Linked DNA regions of Homo sapiens: region 1 is linked to region 2. A link is an interaction called in ENCODE POLR2A ChIA-PET data of the cell type or tissue named here. Cell type or tissue: OCI-LY7. All regions are shown on one strand. Links, peaks and the distances in the headings refer to the core of each region. The heading gives the core; the rest is flanking DNA.

Evidence for each region. Peaks named below come from ENCODE experiments on the same cell type or tissue, not always from the same donor. Only the 100,000 strongest peaks of a DNase experiment are listed, where the experiment ranks them.
Region 1: POLR2A ChIA-PET joins it to region 2 with 6 read pairs; 2 of 35 experiments call an interaction of 5 or more read pairs at or near these places.

Annotation. Positions count from the first base shown.
Region 1 is chr7:129,175,134-129,180,203 of GRCh38, forward strand. No RefSeq gene overlaps it. Among named protein-coding and RNA genes, the nearest start is that of SMO, 11 kb to the right of the region's middle. In OCI-LY7, for the core only: no CTCF peak of the experiment used is centred there; no DNase peak of the experiment used is centred there.
Region 2 is chr7:129,373,946-129,379,015 of GRCh38, forward strand. All of the region lies in intron 1 of AHCYL2 (adenosylhomocysteinase like 2), which reads left to right. LOC107986847 (a long non-coding RNA gene) reads right to left here and starts at 3,733. Exons shown (of 3, transcript XR_007060518.1): 1 at 3,585-3,733. RefSeq lists enhancers at 1,309-1,869, 1,870-2,429. In OCI-LY7, for the core only: CTCF peaks have their summits at 2,748 (motif pointing left) and 2,954; a DNase peak (open chromatin) is centred at 2,726.

The sequences.
Region 1 (5,070 bases), core at 311-4,310, 200 kb before region 2:
TCGGCCTCCCAAAGTGCTGGGATTACAGGTGTGAGCCACTGGTACTGTTTCTTTTTCTTACAAAATTGCTTAATTTCAACAATTCAGGCTGAAGCTCTTTTTGAGGAACATAGGGTCAATTCAGTGACATTCAAGGACCTTTATTTAGCTGCCTTCTCATAGCAGACGTTTTAACTCTCCCAGAAAGACTTCAAATGAGTACATACTCCCAAAGGCCTCATTGGAGCCAGGGAAGAATAAACAGAATTGGGTGAAATATGTATTTCCCACTAAAGAATTTCATTTACAGCTGGGCATGGTGGGTCATACCTATAATCCCAGCAATTTGGGAGGCTGAAGTTGGAGGGTCACTTGAGCCTGAGAGTTCAAGACTAGCCTGGGCAACACAGGGAGACCCCATCTCTACAAGAAAAAAATAAAAAATTTAGCCAGGCACGATGGTATGTACCTGTGGTCCCAGCTAGATGGGAGGCTGAGGTGGAAGGACCACTTGAGCCCAGGAGGTCAAGGAGGCTGTAGTGAGCCATGTTTGTGTGCTACTGCACTCCAGCCTGGGCGTCAGAGACAGTCTGTCTCCAAAAAAAAGAAAAAAAAAATGCCTTTATGAAAATGTAATTACCAGAAAAAGGCTATTTGAAAAAATGTGGTGGCCAGACACAGTGGCTCACACCTATAATCCCAGCACTTTAGGGAGCAAAGACGGGAGGATGACTTGAGCCCAGGAGTTTGAGACTAGCCTGGGTAATATAGGAAGACCCCCTTTCTGCAAAAAAGTTTTAAAAATTAGGTGAGCCTAGTGGCAAGCACCTGTAGTCCCAGCTACTGAAGAGGCTGAGGCAAAAGAATTCCTTGAGCCCAGGAGGTTGAGGCTGCAGTGACCCATGGTTGCACCACTGCACTCCAGTCTGGGTGGCAGAGGAAGACCCTATCAAAAAAAAAAAAAAAAAAAAAAAGGAAGGAAAGAGGGAAGGGAAGGTGAGAGGAGAGGAGGGGAGGGAAGGGGAGCGGAGAGGAGGGGAGGGGAGGGGAGGGGAGGGAAAAGGGAAAGAAGGAAGGAAAGAAAGAGAAAGAAAGAAAGAGAAAGAAATGTGAAATCTCCTCTGAACTGAGAGTCTGGGGTGAATACCTTAATAAAAGTAATGTTTCTGGCAGGGGGCTATAAGGTTAATTTTTGTATAGATACAATAAATGAAATAGACACCTGTAGGAAGCCAGGTACACCCACACATTCACTCAACAAATGCAGTGTGCCAGGTGCCATTCTAGCACCAGGGAGAGAACATAACAAATGCTTGCCCCTCCTAAGTTTACATTCTACTGGAGGAGACAGATGTATGCAAATATATGTTATAGCTTATCCATTACATATACTATAAAGTCAGATACAGGCTATGAAGATATAGACAATGAAGAAAAATAAAGCAAGTTGAGAGGATAGAGAGTGATGGAGGGAGTGCAATTTTTTATGAGACATTTTTTGTTTTTTGTTTTTTTTAGAGACATGGTCTTGGTCTTGCTGTGTTTCTTAGGCTGACTTCAAACTCCTGGGCTCAAGCACTCCTCCTGCCTCAGCTTCATGAGGTGCTGGGACTACAAGGCACTTTTTTAAAAAAGTTTAATTTTTTTTTTGTTGTTAAATAATTACAGACTCACAGAAGGTTGCAAAGAAATGCAAGGGAAGTCCCATGCTCTTTTTCCCAACCTCACCCAGTGTTAACATCTTCTACAATTACAGTATGATACATTATCAGAACCAAGGAATTGACACTGCTACAATGTATAGAACTTATTTGGATTTCAGTAATCATACATGCACTTATTTGCATATGTGTGCATGGCTCTATGTAATTTTATCACATGTAGTTTTGTGTAATCACCACTACAATCAAGGTATACTCAACTGGAGTATATGTGAATTACATCTCCATGAAACTGCTACAAAAAAATGCTCAACTGTGCCATCATCACAAGACACATTGGTGTTACCCCTTCATAGCCACACCCATTCCTCCCCACCGTCACTAACCTCCGGCAACCACCAATCTGTTCTCCACCCCTATAATTATGTTATTTCATGAATGTTACAGAAATGGAATCATGCAGTAGTTATCCTTTTGAGACTGGCTTTTTTCACTCAGCATAATTTCTTTGAGCGCCATCCGAGTTGTTGCGTGTATCAATAGTTTGTTCTTTTCTATTTCTGAGTATTATTCCATGGTATGGATAAACTACAGTTTGTTTAACCACTCACCCATTAAAGGACATTTGGTTGGTTTCCAGTTTTGAGCTATTACAAATAAAACTGCCACGACCATTTGTGTACAAGTTCCTGCGTGAAAATAAGCCTTCATTTCTCTTGGAGAGATGCCCAGGAATGTGACTGCTGGGTCGTATGGTATATATGTTTTTTCCAGAAACTGACAAATTGTTTTCCAGAGTGGCTCTATCATTTTATGTTCCCCAGCACTATACGAATGACTCAGTTTCTCCGCAGCATTGCCAGCATTTGGTGTTCATCACTACTTTTTTTTTTTTTTTTTTTTAGACACAGTCTCACTCTGTCGCTTAGGCTGGACTGCAGTGGTGTGATCTCGGCTCATTGCAACCTCCGCCTCCTGGGTTCAAGTGATTCTCCTGCCTCAGCCTCCTGAGTAGCTGGGACTGCAGGCATGTGCCACAATGCCCAGCTAATTTTTTGTATTTTCAGTAGAGACGGGGTTTCACCGTGTTAGCCAGGATGGTCTCGATCGATCTCCTGGCCTTGTGATCTGCCCGCCTTGGCCTCCCAAAGTGCTGGGATTACAGGCATGAGCCACCGCACCTGGCCCACAATTTTTTATTTTAGTCATTTTGATCAGCATGTGGTAATATCTCATTATGGTTTAATTTGCATTTCTCTAATGGCTAATGATACTGAACATCTTTTCATGGGTCTATTTGCCACCTATATATTCTCTTTGGTAAAATGCCTGTGCGTGTCTTTTTCCCGTTTTCTAATTGGATTGTTTGTTTTTTTAAGTACTGTTTTCAAGTTCTTTGCGTGTTCTAGATACAAGGCTTTTTTTGGACATGCAATTTACAAATATCTTCTCCCAGTATTTAATTTGTCTTTTTATTCTTTTAACAGTGTCTTTTGCAGAGCAAAAGTTTCAGATTCTGATGAGATACAATTTGTCAATTTTTCCTCTTCCGGTTTTGCTTTTTATTTTTTATTTTACTTTTATTTAACTTCTTTAGAGATAAGGTCTATGTTGCCCAGGCTGGAGTGCAGTGGCTGTTCACAGCTGCAATAATGGAGCACTGCAGCCTTGAACTCCTGAGCTCAAGTAATCCTCCTGCTTCAGCCTTCTGGTAGCTGGGACTACAGGTGTGCATCACTGTGCCTGGCTCTGGGTTGTGCTTTTGGTATCAAGTCTAAGAACTCTTTGCCTGGTATGAGTCCTGAAGATTTTCTATGTGTTTTTTAGAAGTTTTATATTTACATTTAAGTGCATGATTTGTTTTGAGTTAATTTTTGTTTAAGGTGTGTGAGGTTTACATAGAGTTTTATTTTATTTTTATTTTTTTGCATATGGATATGTAATTGCTCTAGCACCATTTATTGAAAAAGTTCTCCTCCACCATTGAACTGCTTTTGCTGCTTTGTCAAAAACTAATTGGCCATATATGTGGGCATATTTCTGGGTTCTCTATTCTGCTACATTGATCTATGTGTCTATCTTTCTACCAGTACCACATTGTCTTGATTGCTGTAACTATATAGTCAGCCTTAATATCAGCCAGCGATTCCTCCCACTTTAATCTTTGTCAAAAATTGAGCAAGGCCTTTCACTTTCCATATTAGTTTTGGAATAAGCTTGTCTATGTCTACAGAGAAACTTGTTTTCTTTCTTTCTCAAAACTTGAGATTTTGATAGGAATTTTGTTAAACCTAGAGGCTTAGGGAATCAACCTAGGGGAAAGTGACATCTTTGCTATGTTTGATCTTTTGATTCATGAACATAGTATGCCTCTCCAAGGATTTAGGTTGCCTTTGATTTCTTTCATCCCCATTTTATAATTTTCATCATATAGATTCTTTATAAATTTTGTTAGATTTGTACTTAAGTATTTCATTTTTTTTTCTTTCTTTCTTTCTTTCTTTCTTTTTTTTTTTTTTTTGAGACAAGTTTCACTCTTTTGCCCAGGCTGGAGTGCAATGGCATGATCTCGGCTCACTGCAACCTCTGCCTCCTGGGTCCAAGTGATTCTCCTACCTCAGCCTCCCCAGTAGCTGGGATTACAGGCACCTGCTATCATGCCCAGCTAATTTTTGTATTTTTGTAGAGATGGGGTTTTACCATGTTAGCCAGGCTGGTCTTGCACTCCTGACCTCAGGTTATCCACCCACCTCGGCCTCCCAAAGTGCTGAGATTACAGGCATGAGCCATTGTGCCCAGTCAAGTATTTCATTTTCTTTGGAGCAGTTTGTTAGGAATGCCTTCTTGAGAAAGGGTATTTGAATGGACCTAAATGAGAACATAAGAATAAGCCTGAGTGCCAAGATCCTGAGGCAAGTGCTTGCTTGGTGTGTGTAAGGACACACAGCAAAAACTGTACCCATTAATCAGTAAAAAGGACAGCATGTTCAAGGTGGTGTGAGCAAATGAGATCCAGGAGGTTGCCAGGGGTTAGCGGGACGTTGGTGAAGTCCTGATGAGAAATTGAAATTTTACTCTAAGTGTGATGAAATGCCATCAGAGTGTTGAACACAAGAACGATATAGTCAGACATATTTTAGAAGGATGACCCTGGCGCCTGAATGCAGAATTGGTTGTAGGAGGGTAAGGGGAAACAGGAAAGCTGTTAGCTCTTGGAGTGGCCCAGAGGACAAGTGACTGTAGCTCAGAAGAGGGTGGCAGTGTGAAGGGGACAAGGAGTAATTGGAGTCTAGATATATTTTGAAGGTGTAGCTGTCAGGATTTGCTGATGACTCGGTGTGAGATGTTAGAGAAAGAGAAGAGGCATATATGGCTCCAAGGATCTTGGCCCGTGCAGCTGGGTGAACAGTGGTGCCATTTACTGAGAAGA
Region 2 (5,070 bases), core at 409-4,408:
CTGTTTCCATTTCTGGTAGTGACATTGGGCAAAGTTGCCTTAAAGAGCTGTTAGAGTTCTAATTCTTATATAATTAGGTGTTTTAGAATTGTGACTTGATCAGGGCCCCAAGATTATCCGGGATGATGTCATTTCTAAGATGTAATCTGATACGAAAATGAATTTAAAGAGTAATTTTAAATTAAATAAATTTAAAGATAAAAGGAATGATTTGAGGCTAGTACACCTAGGACTAGGACCTTTGGTCTTCTGATTAATATTATGAGGCATGGTATAGTAGATGGAGCTTTGGCTCTAGCATAAACACAGGCTCAAATTCCAGTCCCATCACTTACTTGCTGTGAGACCTTGGACAAATCATTTGTTCTCTTAGAGTTAAACTTTCCTGCTTTGTCAAGTGAGAATAATACTGCCTAATTCTTAAGATTCTTGTACAAATTAATAGAAGTAACATATACACAGAACTGTGAAAATAGGCACTTACCAAACTTTTCTCTTCCAGAGATGTCAATAAGCAGTATGCAATGTGACCTTCTCTCTCTAAATAAAGATTATCCTTAAAAAAAAAAAAAAATCTGCCGGCTGGGTACAGTGGCTCATGCCTGTAATCCTAGCACTTTGGGAGGCCGAGGCAGGTGGATCACTTGAGGTCTGGAGTTCAAGACCAGCTGACCAAAATGGTGAAACCCCATGTTTACTAAAAATACAAAAAATTAGCCCGCGTGGTGGCACATGCCTGTAATCCCAGCTACTTGGGAGTCTGAGGTAGGACAATCACTTGAACCCGGAGGGTGGAGGTTGCAGTGAGCCGAGATCGCATCATTGCACTCCAGCCTGGGCAAAAAGAGCAAAACTCCATCTCAAAAAAAAAAAAAAAAAATCTGCCATTTTATGTCCTTTCTTGTGCTCAACAAGCAGTCTTTTTTTTTTTTTTAATTAAGGAAGAATTGACATCACTTTCCCCCCAATCTCTGTAGCAGACAGTTGAGTGTAGCTTTCTTCCTCACTATGTCTCTTTCAGAAATCAGCAAATAAATAATGTGATTCTTTGCCCTTTTGCTTGAATATTTGGCACGTAGTAAGATTGTTGTGATTCGGGGGACTCTGAGGAGATAAGAAACTTCCCTTTGTAGTCGTCCCTTCCATGAACACACATTTTGTGAAAAAAGCAAACTGGGTCACTCTGTGCCAAATCAGCAACAATCTTGAGCTGGGACTAGAAACCAAATGTCAAAACCTGTATAAAAGATGCACAATTCAGAGGAAAGCAGTGAACTGAGAAAATTGATTTCCTTGGTGACAGAGCTGAAATCAGTGTCCCCAGTCTGGCTAATCCAAGGACACAGAGTGTAGGGTAGGGCCTGCCTGAGTACTTGGCACCATTAATTTTTTTTTCTTACTCCTTTAATGAAGTCTCTCATTGTTTAAGTGGCTCTGTGGTTAATTTTTTTCTAATGAGACTAGGTTAACTAAAATCATCTGACATGGAAAAGGAGGAGGTAAGGTTGAAAAGGAACCTAATTAGCAAGTTAATTATAGCGAGCAAAAAAGTGCAGTGGTTATATAAATAAGCTATTGTTATGCGCATGCAAGTTGGGCCTTGTCAAGGGACTTGCAAGGTTTAGAGGTCAGAGGATCCATGTAATTAGGTGTTTAGGAAAAAAACAAGTAAAAGCAAAACAGCCACTAGAATTAGGAATGGCTGTTGAGCCACTAACAGAAATGCCTTATTAAATTGGGGCTGTACTGCTGAAGGGGTTGTTGGAGCTGCTTCAGGGATTCCAAGGAAGAGTAGTCCCCCACTCCCCAGCCCAAAAAGCTGGCTGGAACCAGAGCCAACAGAATTGCTGATGAGGAAAGTTTAAAGGCCTGATCACAAGGGTCCCTGGACCACAGAGGTGGCAGTGGGGCTGGTAATGTCACTATGCTGGGCAGCAAGAAGAAATACATTGTTAATGGCAACTCTGGGATTAAGGCCCAGGTGAGGCTAAGCTCTTATTTACCAGTCTTGCCGCTGCTATAGCCATTATTGTAAAAGGCCGACTGCTTATACTCTTTTTCCCCTCCTTTCCTGCTTTCATCCCTCCCTCTGGCATAAGGTGAGCTACCCCTCTTTTAACAGTCTCTTTCCCTCCCTTGCCTTAATGCCTGTTGGAATTAGGCAGTTCTCTCTCAAATGGAAAAGGAGGATTACCTTAAAAGACCCTGGTTCCAGACAAGGTAGGAAAGTTAGGGGTAGAATCTACTAAGGTACCACAATTGGGGTGGGCAGATTACAAAACCAATCCATTACAAAATGGACTGTATATTGGTGTTTAATTATTAAGAGGAGGTAAACACCAGGGAGCCACTTAACTCATGTTCTGGTCGTCAGAGAAAGATACTCGTTTCTTGCGGAAAATTGCATAACTTATATTTAAGTGGTTAATCTCACTCTAATATTTTTCTGTCTTAAAGAAACTTGAATTCGGTGTCTAACCAGTAAGCAAGGTTTTAGAACCCTATGTTCTAAGTGGAGAAAGCCTTGTACAACCTAGTCTTCTTTAGTATTAAAAGATAGCATGAACTTGTCCCAGGAAGGAGGGATTGCTGTAAATAGAAAACACTATAGAGAAGACAGCTCAGCTCAGATAAACTGGTTTGAGATGATAATGCAGCTAGATAGCTATATGGTTTATTCACCTTGAGCCTACAATCTAGAGTATAAGAGTGACTGGCCCCCTCTAGTGGTGTGTGTACATGGTGTGTGTGCATATGCACCCACATGTACATGTACGCAGGTGTGTGGTTGTGTTGGGGTTGTGTTGAGCATCTGAAACACGGTTTATCTATTCTTCTTTAAAGGGGACACTGGAAAAGTTCCATTATTATTCCTTTTCCTGGATGGGCTTCTAAAAAAGAATAAAGACATGTGACTGTTTTGAACAAGGTTGGTGAAACGGAAGCCAGAGTTTGCATCCTGACTGCTGTCCACCTCCCCAGCTTTCCACCTTCCCTCTTCTTCCCAGCTCTTTTTGCCCTTAAAAATCATTTTAACTTTAGACTTGGTTTATGTTTGCCATATTTAGTGAGTATTCAAACAAGTATAGACAGTGAAGATAGAATAGGCTACTTCAGATATATTGATTCAGCACTTGATTGAGTGCCTAGGATTTGTGCCTGCAGATATAAGGGTGAATAAGAATCACAGCTTCTCCCTTTATGAGCCTATAGTTTATAGAGAATACCGGTAAGTAGACAGATAGTTACATTCATTGTGGTAAGTGCTGTGCTAGGAGAAATGCAATACATGAAAGTTCATGTACGTCCTATGGGAGTACATAGAAAGGGCACTTTATCTTTTTGGAATAAATTGCTAGTTGAGCAAAATAATCATCTTTGTCATTTTTTTTAGTTCATGAAGAACTTCTTATCCGATGAGTTTTCCTATTGCTGAAAACAATTTGCAAGCCCTAAAGCACTCTGTAGGCTTTATTTGTTGTTATAGCTATGAAAATGCTATGAATCCCCCTAAAAGGCAATGTGAAGCTATTTCAATTTGGCATTGGTCCCTTGTCGCAATACTCAAGTGACTCATTAGTTACCTCTAACTGCAGGAAGTGGAGCCGTCAGTTCCTGCTTTCATTCTGGTGTACTGTATGTTCTGCCCATCAAGGAACCATCTTTTTATCATTAAAGGTAGAGTCACTTGTCAGACCTTTGATCATTTTCATTAGACCTTCCTCTATGCCACCTTGGATCCAGAATAGGCAATTATACAAACAGAGAAAACAAAAAAGTTATTAGTTCAATAAATTGTATGAGCTTTTTTTCCCCAAACAAGTATAGCTTACAAGTGACCTTTGATTTGTAGAGTATTATAAAGTATCAGCTGGAACCTCCAACAATAGGAGAAAGATAAAATTGTAAGAAAATCATTATCAAATAATCATCCAAAATGCAATGTCCAGAGTATGATATGAGGCTTATACATATTCATTCAATTAATCTGCTCCTTCTACATCTATTATAGTTAATGATCAATCTTACTGCTTTTAGGTATTTTATAATATCAAATATTTAAAAATAAATTAATATTTACTTACTAGCCAGGCGTGGTGGCTCACGCCTGTAATCCCAGCACTTTGGGAGGCCAAGGCAGGTGGATCACAAGGTCAAGAGATTGAGACCGTCCTGGCCAACATGGTGAAACCCCGTCTCTACTAAAAATACAAAAATTAGCTGGGCATGGTGGCACACACCTGTACTCCCAGCTACTTGGGAGGCTGAGGCAGGAGAATTGCTTGAACCCAGGAGGTGGAGGTTGCAGTGAGCCGAGATCAAGCCACTGCACTCCAGCCTGGCTACAGAGTGAGACTCCATCTAAAAAAAAAAAAATAAATTTACTTACTAGTACTGGAAAGCTAACTAATATATTTTAAAAAGCTTTAACAAATTAGAGTGGCTACCTGCAAGAGTTACGAGAGCATTGAACCGTAGGGGTTGGGTAGGGAGTAGATTTATTGAATTTCCTGCTATGTTTCAATTTACACACATTGTCTCATTGAACCCTCTCTAAAACCTGTGAGGTAAGTACTTTTATCTCTGTTGTATTTATGGAAAAATGAGACTCACTAAAGCATCTTGAGCAACATTACACAGCTAATGAGTGGCATAGCCAGAATTTAAATGCAATTTCAGAATGTTCATTCTTAATGAAAAGGCTTTTTAAAAATTATTAAATCATTACCATTTCCTGAGATTCTTGAAACCTGAATGCAAGTGATTTTGCCTTCCTGTACCTTGCAATTTTCTCATCTAGATATGTGGAGCTTACAAATATGATAATCTCAAATATTCTTTCTTGTACCTTGCAATTTTCTCATCTAGATATATGGAGCTTACAAATATGATAATCTGAAATATTCTTTCCAGTTTTACTTTTCAGTGAAACTGTATAAAATATTTCTGAATATGACTCAATTTTCTAAAAATTTAACCAGAATATCCCATTCTCTATTTGTGGGGAGTGGGGTGTCACAATTTTATTGTAAAAAGCATATAGTCAAAGAGTAGCCAGGCACACTGGCT